2 separate regions of the Homo sapiens genome follow, and region 1 is linked to region 2. Evidence: chromatin loops called from intact Hi-C (ENCODE). Cell type or tissue: IMR-90. All regions are shown on one strand. Each heading gives the region's core, and the rest is flanking DNA. Links, peaks and the distances in the headings are about the cores only.

Region 1 (5,387 bases), core at 324-5,323, 91 kb before region 2:
GATAAAACCATGACCGAGATCTACATTGAGAATATTTGCCAGTTCCCCAGAAGTCCCTTGTCTACTTCTCCCTCATCAAAAGCAAATCTCACTCCACCACCTCAATGGTAACCACTTTCCTGCCTTTGTTTTACCTCCTATATATGATCCCTAAAGAATATACCTTAATTTCACCTGCTCTAGTAATGGAGTCATCCACTAGTATTTCTTAGCACCTAACATCTTTCAAACTTATGTTTGTGAGATTCACTCATTTTGTTTTGTAGAGCTATGGCTTGTTCATTTTAATTGTTGTATAATACCCCATTATATAAGTATACTAAAATATATCTAATCAACTCTTGAGGGACATTTGTGTTGTGTCCGGTTTTTGCCTATCTTGAATAATGCTGCGGGGAACATTCTTATTCATGTATCCTGGTGCACATGTGCATGAGTTTCTGTAGACCCAGGACTACAATTGCTGGGTCATGCAGTTTTGTATGATTGGCATTGGTAGCTATTGCCCAACACTTTTCCATGGTGGATATATAAATTTTATATTTCCATCCTCAACATATGTGAGTTCCTATTTCTCTACATCTTTGTCTACATTTGATACTGTCTGATTTTTGAACTTTTGCTCATCTGTTGAATGCAAAATGATATTTTGTTGAGTTTTATTTAACACATCCCTGATCACTCATTAGGTTGAGTGGTTTGGTTGTGTATGGTTTTTTTTTTCTTATGCTTCTGGGCTGTTTGGATTTCTTCTGTGAAAATGTCTATTTAATCCATTTTTTCTATTGGGTTTTTTCTCAGTGCTTCATAGTTATTTTTGTATTCTGGACATTGTTTGGTGATTACATATGGCACCTGTCTTCTCTTGTATTTTCATACTATTTATGGTGTCATTTGAAGAAGTTTCTAACTATAGTATATATTTATTAATCTTTTTCTTTAGGATTCCTGCATCTTGTGTCTAGACCAAGAAAGTTTTCTCTACCTTGAAGTCATAAAATATTTTATATTGCCTTCTAAGTACTTTTACGTTTTTCCTTTCACTTTTTAAACTTTTTCTTTTGAAATAATTATAGACTCACAAAAAATTGCAAATTCTTCCCCCAGTTTTCCCCAATAGTGATATCTTAAATGATTGTAGTACAATATAAAAACCTGCAAATTGACATTGGTAAATATTGCTAACAAAACTTACTCAGTTTTTTTTTGTTTTTTGTTTTTTTTTTTGAGACAGAGTCTCACCCTGTTGCCCAGGCTGGAGTACAGTGGCACGCTCTGGGCTCACAGCCAGCTCTGCCCCAGGTTCACGCCATTCTCCTGCCTCAGCCTCCCGAGTAGCTGGGACTACAGGCGCCCGCCACCACGCCCGGCTTTTTTTTTTTTTTTGTATTTTTAGTAGAGACGTGGTTTCACCGTGTTAGCCAGGATGGTCTCGATCTCCTGACTTCGTGATCTGCCTGCCTCAGCCTCCCAACTTATTCAGTTTTTACCAGTTTCTACATGCACGTGTGTGTGTGTGTGTGTGTGTGTGTGTGTGTGTGTGTGTTTTATGCAAGTTGGTGTCATGTTTAAATTTGGCTCGCATTTTTTAGTGTTCAATCAGTGGAATAGCTTTTGTGCATGATGTGAGGTAGAGATTCAGTTTATTTTCTCCCAAATGGATAACCAATTATTCTAGCATCATTTTTTGAATAGTCCATCCCTTTCCCCACTGATACGCGATGGCTTTTTTCAAAAAAATCAAGTTTCTTGATCTGTGTAGGTTTCTTTCTGATCTCTCCATTCTATTCCATTGATCTATTTATCTATCCCTTCTTTAACATGATACTATTTTAATTACTTTATATTAATACTAAATCTTGCTATATGGCAGGATGATTTCCAAGATTGTGTTCTTCAAGAGTATATTGGCTATGCTTGGCTTTTTTCTCTTCAATATAAATTTTAAAATAAAATTCTAGACTAAAACTTTCAAGTTTCACAAATGATCTTCTTAGGATTTTACTGAAACTGTGTTAAACTGCTTTGTGGAGAATTGACATCTTTACAATAGTGAATCTTCCTAACCAAGAATATGACTTAGCTTTAATTTATCTGCGTTTTCTTTAATGCCTTTCAGTAAAGTGTTGCAACTTTATCCCTGAAGAGTTTTGCACATATTTGGTTAGGTTGACACCTAAGTATCTTGTACTTTTTTTCTTATTTCAGTTATACTTTCAAATTGAGTGTGGAAATACAGTTGAACTTTGTGTATTAATTTTTTTATTAACTTTGCTAAAATCTCATCAATTCTAATAATGTATTCATAAATTCTTCTGGTTTTTCTGAGAAGACAATCATACAATCTGCAGATCATGACAGTTTTATTTCCTCCTTTCTAATCCTTATTTCCTCTTCTTGTTTTGCTACTGTCCTGGACAAAATTGAGAAGAACTGATGATGAAACACATCCTAGCTTGAACTTGTTTGTAAAGAGAAAGCATCTGACATCTTGCCATTAAATTAATGCTCGCTGTAGGCTTTTGCAATGGCCCTGAATTAGGTTAATACATTTTCTTCTTTCCTAGATTGTTTGTTTGGTGGCCATTTCTTCTAATATCTCCAACATTCCTTTTGACATTATTTTTCTTCTAAAGCAAGTCCTTGAGAAGCTCCTTTAATAGAAAATATATTTATGGCAATCTCTCGATTTTTGTTTTTCTGAAAATTTGTTTTATTTTGCTCTTGTTCCTAAAAGTTGTATTGGTGTAAAATTCTGTCTTTTAACTTTACTGAGGTATAAACTATATATATCATAAAATTCACCCATTTGAAGTATGTGATTCAATGATTTTTAGTCAGTTTATCAAGTTATGTCACCATTACCATAATCCAGTTTTACAGCTTATATAACATCCCAGTAGTATCTCTTGTACCCATTTCAAATTAACCCCCATCCTCACCGGCAAGCCCAGGCAACCCTAGTCTCTCCCGGACATTTGCCTTTCCTGGACATTTTTAAAAAATGGAATAATATATGTGGCTTTTATGTCTGACTTCTTTCATTTAGCATTCCATTTAGTACTCCACTGTATGACTATACCTCATTTTATCCATTTGCTAACTGATGGGCTGTTGGGTTGCTTCCACTTTTCAGTCACTGATGCTATGAACATTATGCAAGTCTTTTTAAGGACATATGTTTTTATTTCTCTTGGGTATATACTACAGAGTGGAATGTTGTGTCATGTGGCAAGTATTTGGTTGACTTTTTAAGAAACTGCCTATTTTCCAAAGTAGCTTCCTACCAGTAGCAATGTTTAAGAATTTTGATTTCTCGACATCCTTGCCCAAAGTCATTGTCTGTCTTTGATTATTGTGGGTGGATGTGAAATGGTATCTCACTGTGGTTTTGTGTTTCCTTAATACTTTTGAGCATCTTTTCATGTGCTTATTAGCCATTTGAATATCTTCTTTGGTGAAATGTCTATTCAAATCTATTGCCTTGTTTATTTTATTTTTAGAGACAGGATCTCACTCTGTCACCCGGGCTGGAACGTAGTGGAATGATCATAGCTCACTGCAGCCTTGACCTCCTGGGCTCAAGTGATCCTCCCACCTCAGCCTCCTGAGTGGCCAGGACTACAAGCATGTACCACCACACCTACTTTTTTTTTTTCTTTAAGGAGACTTGGGGAGGGGGGTCTCACTATGTTGACCAGGCTGGTCTTGAACTCCTGGCCTCAAGTGATCCTCCCACCTCAGCCATCAAAAGTGCTGGGATTACAAATGTGAGCCACCATACCCACCCTTTTGCCTATTTTTAAATTGTTTCTATTTTTATTAACAAGTTGTAAAAGTTCTTTGCATATTCTGGATACAAATTCTTTGTCACATATGTCATTTGCAAATAGATTTTTCCAAGTCTGTATACCTTTACAGTGAGCATATGTGCCTTAGAATTTTATCTGTACAACTCTTTATGGCTTGGATTGAAACTGCAAAAAATCCAGGGATAAATTGTGTTTGCTCTGCCAGTCACCTGGGACACTTGCATGATCCAAGATGACTTCCCCACGAAGTCTGTATTCCAGACAAGAGGAAAAGGCTGAAGGGACGGCAGGACACCTTCTTTCACTGTCAGGGCAAAGGAGGAAGCTGCACACTCCCACTCACAATTCCACAGCTTAGTCACTTGGTCATATCTAGCTTTAAGGTAGGCTGGAAAATGGAGCATTCAGCTTGGTGGCTTTGTGCCCAGCTAAAAATTCTATGCAAAAGAAAAGTGATATCACACATATGGTAAATGACAAGGACCTGCATTCAAACTCAGATCTGTATGATCCCAAAGCTGTGCTCTGTGGACTACATTAAGAAGCTAGTAGAATATTATTTTTAAATAGATTCCTAAGAATCCTCAAGTCCCCAGACAGTAAGTGACCAGAGCCAGGGCCATTTTTTTTTTTTTTTTTTTGAGATGGGGCGTCACCCAGGCTGGAGTGCAGTGGCGCAATCCCCACTCACTGCAACCTCCACCTCCCAGGCTCAAGTGATTCTCGTGCCTCAACCTCCCAAGTGGCTAGGATTACAGGCATGTGCCACCATGCCTGGCTAATTTTTGTATTTTTAGTAGAGATGGGGGTTTGCCATGTTGGCCAGGCTGGTCTCGAACTCCTGACCTCAAGTGATCCACCCACCTCGGCCTCCCAAAGTTCTGGGATTACAGGCGTGAGCCACTGCGCCTGGCCTCAACATGGGTCTTGTTAAAGGATCGTCTTCTCACTATACCACTCTGCCTCTCTGAACTATTCCTGAAAGGGACATTTTCATGGTAATCTGGGTGACATTATAGTCATTTTGTATTTTTCTAGGGAACCCGTAGTCACCCTTCCAAACGCCATCCTCTCTCCTTTTTCCAGAGAACTAACTTTGCCCCTAGGCCCAGCAACTAGAATTTCTCCAGCCTGCTTTGTGGCACTCATCCCAATTCTGTGGCCTCCTGAGCATCCTCCGGACCGTCAGGCAGGAAAACTGGGTGTTGGCCCAGAGACATTCTGCCAGGGACAATATTTGGAGCACAACACCCCTGACAGAATGTTCACTGTGGCAGCCAGTCAGGAAATGCCACTGGCCTCAAGGCTGCACATAGAAGCATCTATTTCAGCCGGGAGGGGTGCCTGAGTATGAAAATCATTGAATTTCTTTTTCTTTCCCTTGAAGATTCTTGCAGGAGTTTGAGAACCAGCTAAGTGGGAGAACGGTCTGGTAGTTTCAAAAAGCAAGGTTTCTTTTCTCGCCTGAGTTCCCCCTTAGCTGTATTGTGGGTGTGTGCTCCGGGTTCACTTCATTTTGCTCTGTATGTCTGAAGGGTGGTTAATATCTCCCTAACCAGAAGTGACAAGTCCCAT
Region 2 (5,387 bases), core at 130-5,129:
TCACCTAACTGGGAAGTGGTAAGACCATGATTCAAACCCAGGAACGTTTGGCTTCTAAGCACAGACTCCTAATGCTCACAGTCCACTTCTACCCACATATTTATGAAATATCAATCACTGTGCTGCCTGCTGGAGACATAGGGACAATTAAGGTACCACCTTGTTGCTCAAGATTCCAACCTAGCCAGAGAAACAAACATTAGCTTAATTTTAAATTATATATTACAGTGTGATATTTGTAATAATAAAAATTATATGTAGGAATGGAAGGATGATGATTAATTCAGTCAATAAGGGAGGAACAGAGATTAGGGAAGGCATACAGAGGAACATTCAAAAAATGAAACTTTATGATTCAATTTCTTTTCTGTTTTGAGTGTGTGATCTTTAGCCATCATTCGTCCACACTGGCATCTATTGAATGAGTCATCCATCATCTGGGAAAGACCCAGGCAAAAGGGTCCCCTTCTCTGAGCCCATGCTTTATAGGTCTTACATATCACAAACCCAAAATAGATTAATGTGTTAAGGAACTTGAGAGCATCTCTGTCATTCAGGATTCAGAACTCAGCATCGGCACAGCACAACCAATAACCCTAAACACCACTCGGATGAGTAACACCATTCAGGCCCCAGAGAAACGCTTCTCCGTGTCTCTTGTCCTGTGTCTGTGAATCAAAGGGAAACCTTGTCCAAATGCCATCCATGAAGATTTGTGGGTTGTGCCGCTGCCAGCGCTGGAGATGGACACCTCCCTTTGGAGGATGGGCAGGATGTGAGCCCCATATGAACTCAGATAAGAATTAGGCAAATTAGTTAACTTACCTTATTCTTCCTCACAGATTTCATGAATGCACAGACTCATGCAAAGTGCAGTATCCTTTCCTAGGAATGCTGAGTGTCTATTTCTTGCTTCTCTCAATGCTCCAGCCTGTGATTCTGGAATCAGTCAAAAATTAAGGCAGTATTCACAACAGCTTCACATGATGGTTGGGAAATAGTTTGCAATATTAAACAAATCCTAACACTTTTAATTTGTGTATTTGCAGGCCTATCCATAACATACAAAAAGCATGATATTAATTCTTTATGTTGGCCACAGGCAGACCTCAAAGGCTAGAATTGTATTAATAAATAGGTTTTATTTTATAAAAATATGTTTAAAGATTTAATTACATTTTCAAAAGATTAAGTAATTTTAATCTAAGTGATGTTGATTTTTAAAGTTGATATGAATTTATTATAAATTATATTTTCTTTTAATTTCAATAGATTGTTTTGCAAATTTTATTTACATAAATATTCAGTCATAGAAAAACATCAGATGGTGTAATGAACTGAGTGTTATGGCTTGCCGAAAGTCATATGTTGAAACTCTAATCCCAATGTGATGATATTTGGAGGTGGCACCTTTGGGAGGTAATTAGGTCATGAAGGTGGAACCCTCAGGAATGGGATTAGTGTCCTCATAAGAAGATGCCAGAGAGCTGGCTAGTTCTCTTTCCACCTCATGAGGATGCAACCAGAAGTCAGTAGTCTGCAACCTGGAAGAGGGCCCTCACCAGAAACCGACCAGGCTGGCACCGTGATCTCAGACTTCCAGCCTCCAGAACAGTGAGGAATAAATTGTTGATAAGCCAGCAATCTATGGTACTTTGTTATACAACCCAAACTGACTGAGACAGATGGGTTTGCTCCCCTCTTTAGCCTCACTCACTTATCTCCCTCAGGATCCCTTCTGGGCCAGCAAACAGGAGATTGGCCAGGTGTGGAGCCTCACCCACAGCACCTGGCTCAGCAGGAAGCATGTAAAAGGCCCCCAGGCCAGGACAGGAGGGGCCTCCGTTGCAAGCTATTTTCACTGCTACTACATATACTGCTCAGTGCCTCACTCTGTCTTGCTTTGACTTGGGCCTTCTGACTGTCTCCTGGTACCTACCTATTCACCTGGCTTCCTGATCTGCTTTGACGGATAGCTCCAGTCACTGATCTCTTGAGCCAGGTCTTTGTCAACCTTGCTTTGACCAGCACAACCCTTGCTTCCTCCCCACGAAGTATTTCCTGATATCCATTGGCCTGCAATGATACAGGGAAATAAATATTAACATGTTTTTGAATTATACATTACAGTGTGATATTTGTAATGATAAAAATTATGTGTAGGAATGAATCAAAGGGTGGTTATTAATTCTGTCAATAAGGAAGGGAGATTAGGGAAGGCTTCCCAGAGAAACACTAATTAAATGGAACTTTATCTATGATTCAAATTATTTTCTATTTTAACTGTGTAATCTTTAGCCATCAACCATCCACACTGGCATCTACTAAATGAGTCATCCACCATCTAGGCAAGGCCCAGACAAAAGGGTCCCCTTCTCTGAGCCCATGCTTTAACAGGTATCACATATCACAACACCCCCAAAAATTAATGTATTAAAGAACATAAAGTAATATGAATATATACTTCAAAAATCAGAGCTCTCCCCCCTCCCTTACCCACTCCCCAAGAATATACAGAGAATGGCCTTCTTCATCTCTCATTTCACATAAATCATTGTAGAAACTACCCTGATCCTAGCTTCACCCTCTGCCCTTCAGGATAATTCATAAAAATCATTAAGCACTGAAATCATCCAGTTCAAACACTGTCTTTTTACAACTGGAGAAACTCAGACACAAGGAGGGGAAGTGACTTTCCCATGATCACCCATCAAGTGAACTGAGACTAGAGCCAGTCTCCAAGCTCCAAGCCCACATCCACACTCTGGTTCCAAAATGCCACGTATCCAGATAATTGTGTGGCATTCCAGCAGCACCCCACCCTAATCAATCTCCACATGACATCCCATAGGGCAGTTATTGTGAATTGTGGGGGGCAGAAGTTGGATGCTGGGTGTGCAAAGGAAAAGCAAGGGAGGTTGTTTCATAAATGACACAATGGCACGCTCCAAAGTTGAGTTGCAGGGCTTCCGCTGCCCTGAGAGACTGCATGCCTTTCTGGAGACTAAACATTTTCACAGTTCCTTTGGCCCAAGGGTTATTTTCTTGTTGGAAAAAATGGAAAAATTCCCCACACGGATGGCAAGAAAAATAACTTCAGCTTGACTAATCCAGAGACAAAGCTTCTTCTGAAATTGCAAAAGGATAGAATTGGAGGGGAGCAAACATTTCTTTTAAATAAACACAGAATATTTCTTTCTTTGCTTTGTTTTAGAGACAGAGTCTCACTTGTTGTCCAGGCTGGAGTGCAGTGGCATGCAGTTATGGACCACTGCAGCCTCAAACTCCTGGGCTCAAGTGGTCCTCCTGCCTCATCCTTGCAAAGTGCTGGGATTATAGGTGTGAGCCACCATGTCCAGCCCCACAGAATGTTTCTTCTGGGTTTCTTTTTATTTGCTCATGCCTAAGAACCCCTAATTGGCTCCTTAGAGAAAGGCCAGGTCCCATGGGTCAGAGGAGAAACTGGGTGGGCATGAGCCTACAGGAGAAGCCCCAGCTCACTGGAGCTCCCTGTCTGGCCAAGCCTGTTAGGAGCTGTGTCCCACAGGGCCTGGGCTGAGAGGGAGACGTGCCTTCTTGCAGAATCCCCCGCATACCCAGATGAGCCCTCCCTAGAGATGGGACTATCAACTGTCCAAGACCCTGTTCATTACTTATCTTCAAAATGTGCCTCCTCTTCTTAACGAATAAATGCCTTTGGCACTAAGAGTTCTTTTGCTACAACTTGTTTCTTAAAATCAAAATAACTTAGGTTGATTTTATCAATTGCATAACTTACTAATTTTTTTATCTGATTTTTCTCAGTTCTTTAGCTAAAGAAAAACTCAAATTAGTATCTATGTTTAAAATATTTCTTCTATGAAGCCTGGGCAACATAGAAAGACCCAATCTCTACAAAAAAATTAAATAACTAGCCGGGCATGGTGGTATCCACATGCAGTCCCAGCTACTCAGGAGGCTGAGGTGGGAGGTTCACTTGAGTCCAGGAGTTCAAGACTGCAGTAAGCGAAGATCGTGCCACTGCACTCCAGCCTGGGTGACACAGCGAGACCTCATCTCTAAAATACATTAAAAAGGAAAAAAATATAACTGTTGGAAAATACTGAAATTGTCAATGACTGCAGGTATCCTTGAAAACATTTCTCCTGTGAGATTAAGTAAATCATCTATATGTTCATGGCATCTATTCTGAGAACTTATTGATGCCTTTAAGGGACGCTTACAGCTGCACTGTCATTAATGACTGTGGATATTGCTAAACAGCAGGTTACCATCTTCTAGAATTTGTATCAGTTTATCAAATGTAGTCACACATAGATGGCTCGCACTTGGCAAAAAAGTTAGGAATTGTCCTGGAAGGGTCCATGCGAGTGCGAGTTTTGATGCTTAAATGTCCCTGGCTTCACAGTAGACCTGCCCTGCAAACCATTAAAATGGTTTGTCCCAGCCTCGCAGGGGTCATTTTACCTACCCTTCAAGATACCCACCTCACAGCCAGTGAGCATGGAAGAAGCCCAGGGAACTGGGGTCATGACATGATCATGTGATATGAGTAGAGCATGAAGGAAAGAGCATCAGATTCCGGGCTGGGTGAATTAGGACAATGCTTTTCATACGTGACTATATGTTCACTCTTCTCTATAGTAGTATTCATAATACTAGCCCTCTATACTTCACAGGTATGGGAATCAAGTTGTAAAACATCTGGAAAATTACTTCACAAACTAGAAAGCACTTCTTGAAAGTAATGTCTTTTGTTCATAAAATCATGCATTCATTAAATATTTATTAAGCACCGACTATATGCTAGGTACTGTTCCAGCATTGGAGATAGAGAAATAAACAAATATGACTATCTGTTTAAGAGATAAAATGTATTTTCCTCCTAGCCTTTAAGGTGAATAGCCCTTGGGACAGTAGTCAGTCTCCAAGATGGTCCCCAGGGACCCCACCTCCTATTGTTGTGCCCACCATACTGAATTGGGGCTGACCTACACACGAGAATATGGTAGAACCAACAGTCTATGACTTCCAAGACTGGGCCATAAAAGACACTGCTGCCTCATCCTTGGCCTCCTGGATTACTCGCTCTGGGGAAGCCAGCCACCATGTCATGTGGACACTCAAGAAGCCACCAAGAGGCTGGCGAGGAGAAATGCAGTGTTCTGTCAACATCCAGCACCAAAATGCCAGGCATGTATTACCTTAGAAGTAAATCTTCCAGCACCAGACAAGCCTTCAGATGGCTGCAATCTAGTTCACGTCTTGAATACAACGTCATAAGAGACCTCAAGCCTCAGTTGCCAGCTAAATCACTTCTTCGTGTCTGACCCATAGAAATGTAAGAGGTAATAAATATTTATTCTTATACATAAAGTGTATAAGCC

The links. Hi-C counts contacts between places; a loop is a spot of excess contacts. Peaks named below come from ENCODE experiments on the same cell type or tissue, not always from the same donor. Only the 100,000 strongest peaks of a DNase experiment are listed, where the experiment ranks them.
Region 1: it touches region 2 in a loop (4-fold over the local background); 11 of 110 quality-filtered maps call a loop at or near these places.

Annotation. Positions count from the first base shown.
Region 1 is chr15:62,929,405-62,934,791 of GRCh38, forward strand. No RefSeq gene overlaps it. Among named protein-coding and RNA genes, the nearest start is that of MIR190A, 110 kb to the left of the region's middle. In IMR-90, for the core only: no CTCF peak of the experiment used is centred there; a DNase peak (open chromatin) is centred at 3,217; H3K27ac peaks cover 428 bases.
Region 2 is chr15:63,020,537-63,025,923 of GRCh38, forward strand. No RefSeq gene overlaps it. Among named protein-coding and RNA genes, the nearest start is that of TPM1, 20 kb to the right of the region's middle. In IMR-90, for the core only: no CTCF peak of the experiment used is centred there; a DNase peak (open chromatin) is centred at 3,025; H3K27ac peaks cover 563 bases.